2 separate regions of the Mus musculus genome follow, and region 2 is linked to region 1. A link is a loop called in an ENCODE intact Hi-C map of the cell type or tissue named here. Cell type or tissue: heart. All regions are shown on one strand.

The links. Hi-C counts contacts between places; a loop is a spot of excess contacts. Peaks named below come from ENCODE experiments on the same cell type or tissue, not always from the same donor. Only the 100,000 strongest peaks of a DNase experiment are listed, where the experiment ranks them.
Region 2: a loop joins it to region 1, with 2.9 times the contacts of the local background. A loop is called at or near these places in 5 of 42 quality-filtered maps.

Annotation. Positions count from the first base shown.
Region 1 is chr8:22,781,975-22,789,974 of GRCm38, reverse strand. It overlaps Plat (plasminogen activator, tissue), which reads right to left. Exons shown (of 14, transcript NM_008872.3): 14 at 7,127-8,000. The coding sequence ends at 7,869. Ap3m2 (adaptor-related protein complex 3, mu 2 subunit) reads left to right here. Exons shown (of 9, transcript NM_029505.3): 9 at 522-2,621. The coding sequence ends at 622. Among named protein-coding and RNA genes, the nearest start is that of Ap3m2, 20 kb to the left of the region's middle. In heart, a CTCF peak has its summit at 4,865 (motif pointing right); DNase peaks (open chromatin) are centred at 5,364 and 6,054.
Region 2 is chr8:22,702,857-22,710,856 of GRCm38, reverse strand. Ikbkb (inhibitor of kappaB kinase beta) reads left to right here and starts at 4,274. Exons shown (of 22, transcript NM_001159774.1): 1 at 4,274-4,387; 2 at 4,653-4,775. The coding sequence starts at 4,671. In heart, no CTCF peak of the experiment used is centred here; a DNase peak (open chromatin) is centred at 4,286; H3K4me3 peaks cover 1,813 bases; H3K27ac peaks cover 1,231 bases; H3K27me3 peaks cover 389 bases.

The DNA.
Region 1 (8,000 bases):
CCTTAGGAAGAAATGTGCTCTCTCTCTAGAGAACATTCTTGTTTCTCTTTACTGAAAGACTCTTTAACTTGGATGATTAAATTAAGTGATATGCTCTTTCTCCTGAACCTCTTAATGGGCCCTAAAGCTATCGGCAAACTCATTTTCGGTCAGCTGGGCCACAGTGTGTAGGAAGCCCTCATCGATCCATTCATTCCCTTTCATTACTCATGAATGCTGTCATCATTCAATCAGCAGCACAACTTGAGCAAAATGCCACGCGTTATTTTGTCTCACCCTCACTGCAGTCCGTGCCTGCCTCTCTGCCCTGTCCCACAGGAGAGCCTCCTGCTGACGTCACCTTTGCTGTTAATGCCTGAAGTGAGATCGCTGAGCTGTCCACCTCTGCTTGGCAGAACAGGCTTGTTAAGACAGTCTCTTCCACACACCCTGCTGTGTGCACTGACAGACCCAGGCAACTGTCTGCTGGTGGCTCCTGGGAGATACTCACGTCTCACTCCTCTCTTCCTCTCTCCCTCCAGGACTCAAAGTGAACCGTCTGGATATGTACGGGGAGAAGTACAAGCCCTTTAAAGGCATCAAATACATGACCAAAGCCGGCAAGTTCCAAGTCCGAACCTGAAGGGAACGTCTTGCCGAAGGAGCAGTTCACGGACACTTTTTCATTTCTTACTTGTCTAAAAGTAAAATGTCAGCCTGTTTCTTAGGTCCGTTCCCTCCGGGCTCCATCTACTCCCTTTTGTCCTCCGTCTTCAGCCACATAAGTGATGGAGGGAGAGAAAGTTCATTCGGGGAAAAAAACGAGGCCAACCCCAGCGCAGCACTGACTGAGTTCTGGAGGCGTGGCCTGGAGAGCAGCGGCCTGTGACACTGCATTTCATCACTTTTAACACAGTTGCCGTGGGGAAAGACCGGCCTGTGATGTTTGGTTTCAGTCACCTAAACCCAATGGAAGATGTCTCTATTGATTTCTTTTTTTTTAAGATAGAAAGATATGAGAGGGGAAAAAAGAAGATCGGAAGAAAAATGGGTGTTAGTCCAAGAAAGAGCAGTTGAGATTTGACTCATGGGTCTGGGTTGTACCTCGGTGATCAAGCCCTGACCTGGAGTCCTGGTTCATCCTGGTACCACCCACAATGAAGACAGATCTGCTCGATGGGGGGCAGGACTGAGAGGCTGGTGTGAAGAGATACCATAGTGAAGGGTTGTCGAGAAAAGCGATTGGAATCTCCCCGGTGGGTGAGGCTAGGACAAGCCGAGTGCAGTAGTTTCTTTCAGACCCCTCTCACGTGTAGAAAGGCTTTGTATGTCCAGGACTTTGAAAGTTCAAGTCCACGCTTGACGTGAAACCGCACTGGGATTAGCTTTCTTTGGAGACTAAGGTGCCACAGCCTGGCTCTTAAGATTGTCACTGGCTGCTTGCGCTGGCCCGTCGTCTTGTTGGGAAGGTTACCTGCTAGAGCGGCGTACAGACTTTTGCTGGCTATCTGACTCCTCAGTGGGATCGCTCCCAAAACAGCAGTGCTCGGTGCAGGCAGGTTTTATGAGTGATAGTGGTGGAGTTGATGTGGGGGACTCGCCACCCAGTGGATCATGTCCATGCTCCCTGACCTCCACTGATGTTTGTGAAGCCGGACTGGCCCTGGGCCTTGCTTTTCCTGTCTGAAGGTCCCATCAGAATCCCCAAGTGAGTGTGAGCCCACTGAGGACATTCAGTGTACGAAGCTGCTTTCCATTGTCTGTACCTATCGGCTACAGCTCCCAGACAGACAGACAGACAGCTCCCAAATAGCTCCCAGTCCGCACTTAAAACAAAAACAAAACAAAACAAAAAGTGTCTTGAACCTCTGAATAAAATTAATACCATAGGAGGGCAGGCTGTGTTGACCACGAGTAGTCCACAGTTTAAACCATAGCCGCTGAAGGAGCACAGAGTATTCTTAATTCGTTTCAATGTGTCCACTAGTCATTTTACTGAATACATAAAAGGCGGGTGTGTTGTTTTTAATTTACAGCTTAGGGCGCAACTTGCCTCTGTGTTGTGCTTGGAGGGAGAAGGAGACCGGCTTCCTTCAGTCTGCATGGCTCTCCTCTGAAGTCCTATTTCTAAGTACTTGGACTTCACTTACTTATTTTCTATCTTTTGGCTAGTGTTCTCTTGCTGCGGTCAGGACTTGTTTTTGCTGCCGAGTAGAGTTTCTCTGTGGTTTCCTCGTGGGGTTGAACTGTGCTATGTGCAATCAGATGTTTCCTACCAGGATCTGCATGAGTGTCCCACACCCTGCTGTGGAGGGTACACACTTTGCAGGTCACTTTCACAGGCTCTGGGGGTGGGGATTCCAAGTTTTCTTGGGTCACAGGGAATTATGTATATTGGACCCTGAGCGCGTTTAAGTTAGTGAGTGCAGCTCATTTATCCCCTCGAGCACAGCATAGCTTGTTTTTTTCTAGGAGGCCGTGTTGGGAGTATAGGATCAGCAGACCTAGGCATCATGGGTACTGCCAAGCCTCGCCAACCCCACCCAGTGATTGTCAGCAAAGGTTGTGCAGGGAAACTTAATAGCTGCTCGCTCTGTGTGTGGTCCATGTTAAAGTCTTAATAAAGCTTTACCAGTCCTGGGGACTATGTCTGGTTACTGAGACTACCCTTCACTAAGTAGAAGGCACTCATTTGAGACATCTGAAACTCTGGGTAGAGTGTGAGTCTCCAGCTACCCTGGGAGATGGGTCATTTAGTGCTGTTTGTAAGGTTGGTGGCAGCTAAGGTCTAGAGGAATCTAATGGTTTCTCCAGGTTGTAAAAGGCAAAGCCATTAAAGCCCCAGGTGCCCATGCCAGTCCTTTCCTGTGTGCCACACGGGCAGAGGGTGGAGCTGCCAGTTCCCAAGTGTCTCTTGTAGAGGTTTTTCTGAGGGAGATGGGCATCTTACTTACTTTTCCATTGCTGGGACAAAACACCTCGACCAAGGCAACTCATTAAAGAAGGTGTTTAATTGGGCTTACAGTTCCACAGGGTTAGAGTCCGTGATGCCGGAGCAAAGGCAAGATGGCAGGTATGATGAGAGCTCACCACTTGACCCACAAGTAGGGGGCAGAGAGCAGAGTGGGAATGACATGGGCTTTTGGGCCTCAGGGCTCACCCCCCAGCGACACACCTACTCCCATAAGACCACACTTTCTAATCCTTTTCAACTGGACCAAGAATCCAAACACAGAGCCTATAAAGAGTGAGTCTCATTCCAAGCACCAGGTGGAGTCTAATGCTGCCAGTTGATACGAGTAGTCACTGATAACTCTCTAAACCAATTTTCTAGACATCTATAGCAGGACTTTCTGGACCTGCCAGAGATTAAATGACGTAGGGACTTACTGATTTCTAGTATAGCTTACGCTTTTAGCTTGGGCTATCTCCCATCTAGCTCATTCAACTTAACCTTATCCTAGCCCACGACACACCATGTGATTAGTTCTTTGCCGCTCTCTCTGTCCCAGTTTGTCCAACCACCTTCTCGGTACCTACAACCACTTCCTTATCTGGTGGTGAATCCCCGCCTCTGATTCTTTTCCCAGAGACCCTCTCTCAGCCTGCCTTCCCTTTCCTGCCTAGCTACTGGCTGTCAGATCTTTATTAAGCCAATCAATGGGTGAGGAAGGAGGGGTATTTACAAAGTACCGAGGCAGATGATGAGGCCTAAGAATAACACCACCAAAGTCAGGCCAGCTCTCAGCTGGTACAGTGATCAGCAATTGTATATACAGAGTCAGCTTTCACACGGTGCACCCCAACAGATGTCTGTTCACTACCTGGAAGTGTGTTGTGCTTGTTAAGAGCTCAGTTTTGGGGCTGGAGAGATGGCTCAGAGGTAAAGAGCACTGGCTGTTCTCCCAGAGGATCAGGGTTCAATTCCCAGCACCCACGTGGAAGCTCACATCTGTAACTCCAGTTCCAGAGACTGCAACTGCTTCACACAGCCAAAACACCATTGAACATTTTTTTTTAAAGTTCAGTTTCTGTTTCTCTTAGACACTACATATGTATGTCTCTATTGGGAGACAGGTTCTATATACCACAGCCTTCATGATGAAATGAAAGGACAGCCTGTGGGGGTAGGGTGGGTGTCACTTCTCTGTTTCCTTTATGTGACTCCAGAGGACTCAAGTCATCAGGTTTGGCTGTAAGTGGCTTCACTCATGGATCCAGGTTGGTTTATTTGGGTTTTTTTGCCCACTTCTCACACATGTCTCTAGTACAGTGCCCTCCCTTTTCCCTAGCAACTTTGCAAATATTAAATGGAAAACCCCAGGAAAGGGCAACCTTTCAGGTTGTGTATTATTCTGAGCAGCGTGATGAAGTCTTTCACTGACTTGCCATCCCACCCTGGCAGGCCCCATCTTTCCCTGGACACAGATCACACCTTGCCCCTGGTCTCGCTGGCCACTAAGGACCGGCCAGTCTCCACTCTTAACAATGGCCATAGTATCTGGTCTCTTTGTGCTCAGGTAACCGCTATTTTATTTAGTAGCCCTACTTCACAAGTAAATGCGGGGGGGGGGGGGTTCGGGGGGGGGTTGGATAGGCCAGTGAAAAAATAAGAAGACTGAAAGAAAATGCTTCCTCTCAATGAGAAATTCAAAGTTCCCAATAAGAACAAAAATCCCACGTGAATGCCTCAGTAAGGACAATACTTGTAACTGAAATTGTAAAGCACTTAAAAAAACATATGCAAAAAACAAAACTCCCACTGGGATCTTGGAATGGGTTCTGTACAGATCAGGGCTGACTGCTGTATCCCTTCCCTCGGTCTTGTTTTAGAGGGATTGGGCCTGGGAGCAGGAAACGTCATCAACTTATATTTTCTTCTATGCCAGTAGGTGGTGACTAGGTGCCATCAAAACTGGTTGTGATTGTTAATGGCTTTAAAAAGGGACTTGATGAGAAGCCCAAGGGATCTGAAACACTAAAGATTGTGTGCTCAGCTTTTGTATACGGAATTGAAGTCTATTAGACCTTGCCATGCACAGACCTGGGCTCTGTGCTCCTCTGGTCTCTGACAACCAAAACCCACCATGCAGTTATCTGGGATCATAGTTGCTCTTTGGGTCTGCTATCCTCTTGTATTACCAACCAGGAATAATGAGGTAGCATTGACTTCCCCTTGACTGGTCCCCTTCTGGTGAATTCCAGACTTCGCACCCTGCATTTCCTAACCAACTCTGGGCAGGGATGAGCTCGCCTGACCCTTTAATATGATTCATATGACCGTCCAGTTGGACACTTCCCTGCAAGAATGAGCAATTGTCTTCATCTGTGTATGGTTTCCAGGACTCCCCTCAGGAATGTTGGGGCCTTTTGACTTTGTATTCCCATCCCAGGAGGCTTTTCAGCTTCGGTTTCAGTCTCAGTAATCCTAGTGTCTGAAGAAAGTCTTTTCCAGTGGGGGAGGGAGGAAGCCAGCTTCCACCCGAGGGCCTGGGAGAGCCTTGCTTCCTGCTATCTCAAGCGTTCTTTTCCAGAAATGAACTGAGATGCACCTCTGTCTAAAATCTTAGATCAGAGCATGAAGGCCGACTCATGTGAAGTCAAGAAATCTATGACTTAGTCTCTGACTCCAATGGGTGGAACTGGTCTGGGTACTTCAGAGATTTCGGGAAATCACCTGACACCTCCCCCATCAAGTCCCTGGCCTTTAGCAAATGTCTTTTGTGAGTTTAAACTACTTTTCTCCCAAGAGCCTCTAACAGGGCAGTACCAATAAATTCTAGAGAGATAAGACTTTTCTTTCTCTTCCAAAATAAGAAATTAATTAGCCACACCCAAAAGCAAGCATTACATCATGAGATAGACTCTTGGAACGAAGATGTGGTGAAGAAAGCTGGGACAGAGGTTGTGTCCCATGATTGGGAAGACAGTGTGCAGGGGCCAGAGAGAGATGAGCCACAGAGTGCATACCACACAGGCCTAAAGTGTGATGCTCCAACCTGTGGCAGAAGGGGAGAAACGGCTTCTGAGAGGTCTCCTCTGACTTGAACACCCGCACTCCCGTGCGTACACACCTGCCGACACCCACGTCACACACACTAAAGAAAGGGGATGCTGGAGAGGCAGGGCTGAAGCAGCACATTTGTGTGCATTGGCTTGCAAGCTAATTGTTCCTGGGGAGTAGAAAACCAAAGCAGAATGGGGGTGGGGGATGGGGGGGGGAGAAAGCAACCAAGACAGTAACGTGTAGTCTGACTGAACCATCTCTGGTTGAGCCGTTGCTGTCAGTAAGGGTTTTCTTCCTCGGTGTTGCCGTAGTTACTGTCCACAGACTAACACAGCTGTCTGCTCAGACTGTGGTCATAGTGTGGTTGATTTTTCCAGATGTATCTTCAGTTTATCACCTCCTGGAACAAAACAGTTATTTGGTCTCCAGGGTTCCTGGTTTCTAGTCTGCAGTCCTGATCGAGAGTTCTTATCAGATGGGGGAGGGGGGATAGGGCGGGGGGGGGGGCTGCAGCTCAGTGGTAGAGTACATACAAGGCCCTCAGTTCAACCCTCAGTCCCATGATGGCAGGTTGTAGCTTTGTGCCAGCAAGATGGCTCAGTGAGTAGAGATGCCCACTCCTGAGTCGAAGCCCCAGGATCCGCACGGTGAATGCAAAGAACAGACTCTGCCACATACCCCGTGACTTCCACATATGCAATATAACTGCCCCCCCACATACAATAAATATTTCAAAAGACTTTTTTTTAAAGTTCACTTAAGTTCCATGTCAACTCTCCCTGCCCTATTTCTTCTTAAAAAATGTATTTACTTGTATTTTATGTACATTGTGTTTTGACTGCGTGTATGTCTGTGTGAGGGTGTCGGATCCCCTACAACTGAAGTTACAGACAGTTGTGAGCTGCCATACGGTTGCTGGGAATTAAACCCAGGTCCTCTGGAATAGTAGTCAGTGCTCTTAACCATTTAGCCACCTCTCCAGCTCCCTCCCCCATTCTATTTCTATTGGGTGGCACCCAGAATATTGCCTTGGGGGTGAAAATTTCCACACATTGACTGAATAAAAGGAAATCTTTCAATTGATTCAAAAAGAGAAAAGAAAAGAAATGTGAACACAAATAAGCCATGGATATGCACCAGTGGAAAAGTGTGAAAAATACCTCTGAATTTATTATTTAAGTACAGTATAATACAAAGTTATAGTAACAAAGTAAAAACTAAAATAGATTAAAATATAAATATACTAGTGTTATTCATCAATTATTAAAATCATACAGTTCTCCCAACCATCTATAGAGTTTATAAAGAAAAAGACATTTACACTGTATACAAAGGGATATGTCCCAAGAGTTGAGGAGTGTGGAGGGATGGGGAGTGCATGATCTCAAGGATTTTATGGTGCTGTGATTCGGCCAGATACCCCTTCCTTCTCGTGGAGGCCCTGTGGGGCCCCCTGTGTAACTATAAAAACACATTCTTGTCCCCAGTGCAAACTTTCACTCCTGAAAGATCAAGTTGTATTTTTTTGCTGTTGAGACATGATCTTGTGGTTCAGTGTACAACATAGTGGACCAGGAGGGCAGACTTTGGTCTACCTCTCTTTTTAAAATCCTAGAGTTATAGGAAGGTTGGCATCTCCCTGTCATCTCATCTGACAGGATTTATTCTAAAGCCAGACCTTCATCCTTAAAACTTACAAGTTGTGAAGTACCTGTCACAGGTAAATGCTACATCTGCTCCCAAAGACCCCCCTCCCCTCTCCCGAGTGGCAGCTCACGAAGATGATGGTGTAAAGAATGCTTGGCCTTTTAGGCGCATCTTCTGTAGAAGAGGAAGAGGAAGGCAGGTCCTCCTCTGGATTGAAGGAGCTGGGCTTTCTTTGTCATTGCTTCATGTTGTCGTGAATCCAGTCTAGGTAATTCGTAACCTTTGTGTAGACCCCAGGCACATCCTTCTGCCCACAGCCGAGGCCCCAGCTGATAATGCCAGTCAATGTCATCTGTTTATTGATCAT
Region 2 (8,000 bases), 79 kb after region 1:
CTTCCCAAGTAGTGCCAGCCCCTGGTTACTAAGCTTTTGAATAGATGAGCCTACGGGGCCATTCTCATTCAAACCACCATAATCTGTAAACAAGGATTTAATTTTTAAGTTACCTTTTCCTGAATATTTACTCTTGTAGGTCGTTATTTTGTAAAACTTTGTCATTGTTGTCTGTAAAATAGTGCAACTTTTAACAAAAAAGGAAAGGAACAGTATTTCTAAAAATTTTAGAGCCCCCCTCATCCTCTTGCGACTCAGCCTCTTGGTATGGATCCGTGGTCTCCCTTGTTGTTCTTCACCACTCTCCTCAAGCACTCCTTCTTAGCCTGTCTCTATTTCTTTGTGACTCCATGCCCATTGCAGAACCATTCTATACCAAGTGCCTAATCAGGGTGCCTGTGCTCTCCTTCCCCTTCGCCATTCTGGAGGACACTCTGAAACAGCCCCTGTTGCCCACCTAAGTCCCATCTCCCAGCTAATCTTAGTCCCAGTAGGAACCTATGTTCCCCCCATCCCCCCAGTTCTTCCTCACCAGTCTCCTCCGCCATTCCTTCCAGAGCATCTCCTATCCTTTGTCATACCCTGCTGACCATAGAACTGCTTTGTGCCAGGGACCCCACTGCCACCACACTAGACTGGAACCTGGATAGCCTACCTATGCCTTCCTCCATTCTGAGCTCTTTAAGTTACTCTAGTCCATCTTGCAAGAGTGTTGTTCCAGCCCACCTCCCTTACCTTAGAGATTTCCACCATCCATAGTAAGACCCAGGGTACTCCTAGGTCTGCTCCTCATCACCTTTTGTGGAGCCAAACACCAAGTCCTACTACAGAGACGCCCAGAGTCAGCCCACTTCCCATGACCATCACCCACCCCACACACTGAGCCTAACCTCAGTGTGCATGGAGTCTGAACTCAGAATTCTAAACAGAACTTCAGATCTGTGACCAATGCTAAAAGCCAGGGTACCCTAAGACTAAAAACCAAGCATCATTGCACTTATCCACATCTATCAGATTAGGGTAAAAGCATTAGATAAAAGCAACAGCATCCATCTTTCTCCTGCCTGAACATACCTTATGATCAAGGACAGACATCTGTCACCTTAAAGGAAGAGGATGACAAAAGGTATTCCAAGCAAGTGGAGCTGAAACACAGACAGGCACACAGACAGGCACACAGACAGACACACAGACAGACACACAAACAGGCACTCAGACAGGCAGGCAGACAGGTACACAGACAGGCATGCAGGCATGCAGACAGGCATGGAAACAGGCAGGAAGTTAGGCACACACAGGCACACAGATAAGCATTCACACAGGCACAACAACTTTAATATATGATAAAGTAGACTTCAAACAAAACTTCATTAGAAGAAAAGGGAAGGACACTACATCATTAAAGGAGAAAAATCCACCAAGAGGATATTGCAATTCTAAATATTTATGCACTAAACACAAATGTACCCAGTTCCATAAAAGAAGCCTCTACTCCAGACCTGCTGGAGTTATCAACACCCCAGATTTAAAATTATACTATGCATCTATGGTAATAAAATTAGCATGGTGCGATGGTTTGTATATGTTTGAGCCAGGGACTATTGGCATTATTAGGAGGTATGGCCTTGTTGGAGTGGGTGTGTCACTATGGATGTAGGCTTTAATATCCTAGTCCTAGCTGCCTGGAAGCCAGTAGTCTGCTAGCAGCCTGCAGATGAAGATGTAGAACTCTGAGCTCCTCCTGTACCATGCCTGCCTGGATGCTGCCATGCTCCTGCCTTGATGATAATGAACTGATCCTCTAAACCTGTAAGCCAGCCCCAACTAAATGTTGTCCTTGTAAGAGTTGGCTTGGTCATGGTGTCTGTTCACAGCAATAAAATCCAAAGTAAGACATTTGATATTGTCATAAAAACAGGCATATTGATGGGGTATAATTGAACACCCAGACATAATAACTCCACATGCCTACAGACACCTGATTTTTTTGACAGAAAGGCCAAACTATTCTGTATCTTCAAGATAGAAATGTAAGAGGACGTGCAAGGAAGGGTGAATAGAATATAGTGTCATAAACAGGAAATCAGAATAAGGACCTAATGGGAAAGGGAGTTTCAGTTTCAGATCAACCTGGGCTTCACAGCAAGACTGCCTCAGAACCAGAATGCAGCTGCCTGTGCCAGCTCTCCCAAAGGTAACCCAAACCAAGGAGAAATGGCTCTTCTGTGTGGCAACCTGTCACTAACTAAACGCAGTTGTGAATGAGACCTCCTTACAAGAGGGCATGTTTACAGAGGCTGGTTCCGTCTGCAGCACTGTGGAAGGATTGGAATGTTACAGAGGCTAATTACCTCATCTGGAACACCCATTGCTACCCCACCTCTGTGTCAGAGCTGACGTTCTGTGGCTAAGAGATTAAAACGAAAACCCAGCTTTTGAAATCTATTAACTTGGTGGGCTAACACCTTCCAAACACTCAACCCAAAGCTAAGAGTGTCATCCGAGAACATCTGATGATTCACAGACTAGCTTCCCCCATCTTGCTATAATCATCTCTCTGAGGTCTCCATTGATGCATTTCAAACTTACCTTGATTTAGTCCTTAAAACTGTACAACGTCTTAAAACTTCTTCCATGTTGGAACATTATATTCATACATGCTTCAGAATAAACTATGATCTTTTTATTCCTTTGAGGAGGTGAGAGCTGTTTCTTTGGATGATACAGTGTACCCTTGATTCCCACTTCCACTTGTATTTGTGTCAAGTACAGGAATCTTTTACCTCAAAATAGGAAGTGAAATAACTACAAGGTTATTGCAGTTGTCCTGACTGGAATGGAGGCTAAAGAGTCTCCTGAGCTCCTCTTTCTGACTTTTAAACTGCCGACATAACAGACCCCGAGAAACTGTAATCTCCCCCAGGAACATCATCTGAGGCCACGTGGGAACCCGTGTAAGAAAGCTGTGACTGTCCCGTGAGCTGTGGTTGGGGCAGAGTGCAGAATGTTCTTCCACAAGTGGCCTTCTAGAAATAATTGCAAACCCCATAAAAAGTGGATGCTCTCAAAAGGGGCGACATGAAGGGTATGGCTTGGGATGTCCACGTTCTCTCTGTGGGAAGGGTGGGGTCCTGGGAGGAATATTCTTGGCTTTTTCCCACAGGTGCAAGGATGATAAGACATAATACCAAGTGTTTTTTCACTTGCTGTTCTTGTATTTGCTTAAGCTCTCTGTAAACATCATCTCATGTTTTGCTTGCTTTAATAATAAAAGAGTGAGAAGTTCTTTATTTGCTCTATTCTTGAGTTCAAACGCTTAGAGTCCCCAGGTTATCCCACAAAGATCTTTGGCTTTCAATCCAGGGAGACTTTGTTAGCCTTGCTGGTCGCTGTCCGCTGCTGGGTTCGGATCTAAAAAGCCAGTAAATGTCAGAAGCCTGGAGCCACTGTGCCACCTTCAGAGGAGCAGAGATTTCACACCGTCTGACAAACGCCACATCATAGGAGAAACTGGAGCCTAGACAACGATGGTGGACCAGAACATATATTGAGCATGACTACTTAGTTATGTATACCACTTGCCTTCCACTTAAACCCAAACCTCATGGCAGGACCCCAAAATTAGACTTGGATCGGCAGAGGTATGGGTGAGAGAGATTAGATCGCTGTCTTTCCCCAATGTAGTCACATTGAATAAACCTCTTTTTCTCCTTTCCATTGGTAATTGTATCGTGAATTAGGCTATGGGAGGTGAGCGGCTGAACCTGGCTTGTTAGAGGCAGGGGTGGATGCTGGTAGGCGTGTGGGGTGTCCTGGTGGAGAAGACAATACCCAGCCTCTTGACCTAATAACTAGTAATTTCTTTATGCTCCCAGTGCTCAAACTCCATTTTTGATAGACAGTGCTAGTTTTTTGTTTTGTCTCTGTACTCTTCCCTCTCCTCCCTTCCTCTTTGAGGGGGATGGTGGTGTGTTACTTTCTGAGGAGCATCAGGATGGTTGATTATTCTTAATACTGAACCAGGAGCGGTGGGAGGACAGGGAGGCAATTCTTAGGACAGCCTCTAAGTCAGCACTAGTCGGGGCTCGGCAGATTCTCCCCTTATTAACTGCCTAGCCAGTCGGATCAAGCTCAGCCTAAAAAGTGCCAGGGTGAAGAAGAGCTCTCCAAGCCGCCAGGTCCTGCGCCGCCAGGTCCAGCACCTTGGCTGGCTGTGGCTGCGTCTCCGAGAGCCAGTGGCTCGCGCGTCCCCTTTAAGAGCCGTCTAGTACCCGTGACGTCAGGGCAGGAAGTGTTTGAGGAAGTGGCGCTGGGCTGGCTGCGTGGGGACCCCGAGTTTTCATGTCCTCAGCGGGTGTCGCTGGCGGCCCCGCGGCCCCCGGGGCAGGTGAGTCCCACGCGAGGGCGGCTCGCGGCGCGTGGACCGGCTCACCCGGGTGTGCGCTCCGCCTCTCCCCGGGGTCCGTGGCTGCGCCGCGCCCGATGCTGAGCGGACCCACCGGTGGGCCCGGCCGCCGCAACTTTTATTTGTTAACTACACCGGTGTCCTAGCCTCCCCTTGCAGGGCAGCAGCCACTGCTGCTCCCAGTTGCTTCTTGAGCTCCAGTGTTCTTCTTACTCTCAACTTGTCCTCTCTCCCTGCTTGCTTCTAGAGTTAGCAGGGCATCGATATGAGCTGGTCACCGTCCCTCCCAACCCAGACATGTGGAGCCTGGGAAATGAAAGAACGCCTGGGGACCGGGGGATTTGGAAACGTCATCCGGTGGCACAATCAGGTAGGGCTCTGGCACCAGGAAGGTGGGTGAGCTTTCTTGGCGCCTCTTCTGACCTGGCCCGGTGTGAATGGGTGGATCCCTGCCTAACCTTGGCGTTGTCCAATGGGAGCGTAAGAAAAAGGACTGCAAAGGGGATCTGTGAGCTGCTAAACTGACTCTTTTTAAAAAACCTTAATAACCATGCCACTTAGAAGGACACATGAGGGAGTAAGCTGTCATTCCAAGTATTTTGAAATTATATTTCTACTAATATTTAGACTAGCACGTAATACATTACATTGTGATAAATGTTGTAGAATACAGGCAGTGTTAAAAAGATGAGAGCAATAAAAAACATTTTAAATAACTTTATTTAAAATATTTTAGGTAGTTGATAACCCCAAGGTTTTTCTCTTCTCTTTCTTTCTCTCTTTCTTTCTTTCTTTCTTTCTTTCTTTCTTTCTTTCTTTTCCATGTGCCGCCATATAATGCTGAGTGATGTGGACTGATTTCATTTTTGGATCTAATTTTTATTCCTATTATTTTAGTCCTTATGTGTCTGATGTGCGTTGCTCATGTTAAAAGTTTGTGTTCTTCCAAAAAAAATTTGGGGGAGGGGGCTGGCAGTAAGTACGCTGAGATTCTTGGCAGGACTCTCTCTAGCTCGGCTGTTTACTGTGGGAGACTTATTTTATCCGATTTGGGTAATGAGTTCATCACAGTGCCTCAGGAGCACACAGTACTTGTGATGTTTCCGCTAAAGAGTACTTACTAACCTCAGGATACTTGAGTATCAGACGTGATGTGTGACTATCAAACTTGGGGGTCATGGCCTGTGCCCTAAGCTGAGTCCTCAATAAGCCAATTAAAATAGGCAAATTAATAGTGGAAAGCAAGGGATTCATTCACTGAGGTCACATTAGGAAGAAGGACAGACAGATCCCCCCCCACCAAGTCCATCTCCATGATCCTAAAATTAGGTTAAGGTCTAAATAGAACGCCAAGGATACTCACATCTAAGCAGTACTGTGGTCCAGCCTACCACTGGCCTGGTTTTGTCATCCTGTGAGATTTTTCTGAGAATGTGTTAGAAATCTGTAACCCAGAAGACAATTTCCCCCTCTGGCTGGGAGCTTTTTCTCTCCCAACATGAAATTTCTGGGGAATTTCCCATCTCTCTGGCATCCAATGTTTAAAAGTATCTCTTTAGAATATCTTCATTTCTGCCAGACCAGTTACTCAACCTCCTGATAGACCCCGCGGGGAGTGCTGTCTGGAGGCCTATTTTTCTATTTTAGGATTCCAGTGTTGGTCAACAGTTGGAAAACATACCAAAACGAGAGGCCACCCTTCTAGGGAATCCTTCCTAAAGAGCTAAAATCAAGGTCTTGACTCAGATTGAGTGGTCCAGGTGAGAGACCAGCCAGGTTGATCGTGGTGATGACAGGGAGAAATAGGCAGACTGAAGAGATATTTAGGGGTTAGTGTGAACAGGACTTGGGTGGATAGAGAGGGCAGGGGCTGGAGTTGGGGAGGAGTACTGGCTGAAGAACCCGCCTGCTTAAACCTGGACATCCTCTGCTGTCTTCATGGACTGATCTCGGGGAAGCCTGGGGGCTGCTTTGGGTGCATAAAAGCAATCTTTAACCCACATCTAAGATCAGAAGATGCTGCATGTCTTCTGTTGGACACGCCTCTGTTCCGGGCCTCTGGATGGATGCAGCTAAAATATGCTAGTTGTACTTGGCGCCAGACATCCCCTTGCTACTTCATACACTGTCTCTTGTCTATAGGCATGAGAATATTTGTAGCTGTCACAGAGAAGTTCCTTGAGAGGCCCTGAGTCAGAAACGTGGCCCAAGAACCAGGATCACTGATGTAAATACATTACATGCCGAGATCGGGCTAGGTTTCTTACATGCTGGGTCTGTTTGGCGTTACCATGAGCTGCGTATCATCCTTACCTTTCTTACATGCTTTCATACCAGGGTCAACAGCTTTAATTTCTGTTTTATAACTGAGGAATTGGAAGCACAGGGGAGTTAGGTAATATATTGAAAGAAGCCATGCTTTTAACACATCTATTCCGATCCAGATGCTACACCCGCACTGTGGCTTCTTCTAGATGGAACTAGAGTTTAGGACACATCCTGCATATAACCGGCTATTTTGTAGGTACTATTTGGTTCTTCGCAACCAACCCAAGCCATTTTGAAGCACCAAGGAAAAACTAAGGGATACTCAAATGTAGCAGATGACGCTACTGCAACTCCCTGGGTTCCAGATACACACAGTGTGGCCTTGTCAGTCTTTGTTGCCTAGGTGCACCCCTAAATCTCACTGAAGGCTCAGTGCAAACCGTTTGTGCTTCGGGTAGGCTACTGTTTGCAGCAGACCTTGAGAGACAAAGAGAGAGGAAAAAGATACAACTCCGGGGACCTCAGCCTCCAGCTCCTTTTGAGGGTAGACAGGGGAAGGAGCCACACACTCTCCCCACCACATAGCACTTGGTTGGAATCCTTACTGTCACCTTGCTAATTCATGCATTTGGGTCACAACTTCTCGTTGAATGCATAAATAGACCCTCATTGTGACAGGAAGTACACCGTGGAAACATCCCAGGATCCTTTGCAACTATTACGTCATCAGTGTGCTCTAATAGGAAAGAGCCTGGCAAACCTGGGGAATCCGTGCTGGGAAATAGAGACCATGCTGGTTGTTAGAAGGCAAGGGGTTATCAGTTATTCTTCCTGTGAAGTAGCGCTAAGCTTTTCTGTAAGACTAAGGTCACTTCCGTTTGCAGTGTGGTCTTGGAACTCAGTTCCCAGTGAGGACTTATTACGAATGGGCCTGAGCTCCGTGCAGGCAAATGAAGAGATGACACCAACCTTTATTTGTTTTTACCTACATTGAATGAATTCTTAAAGCTATGACTAAACCGATAGTCATAAAGATATGCTCATGTGTAAAAATACTAATAACTAATGCTCATCAAGAATCCTTATCAATTGCCTGCTGCGTGAGGCAACAACACCTTTAACCTGTGTGCCCACCCGGGAGGCAGAGGCAGGCCAACCTTCGTGAGTTCGAGGCCAACCTGGTCTACAGAGATAGTTCCACCATAGCCAGGGCTCCATAGCGAGATCCTGTCTCAAAACAAAAACAAACAAAGTCCAAAGCAGGTGCTGGCTGTGACAGGTACTCTGTCCCTATTTTCCTGCTTCATCAGGTTCTTGAGAGGAAGTG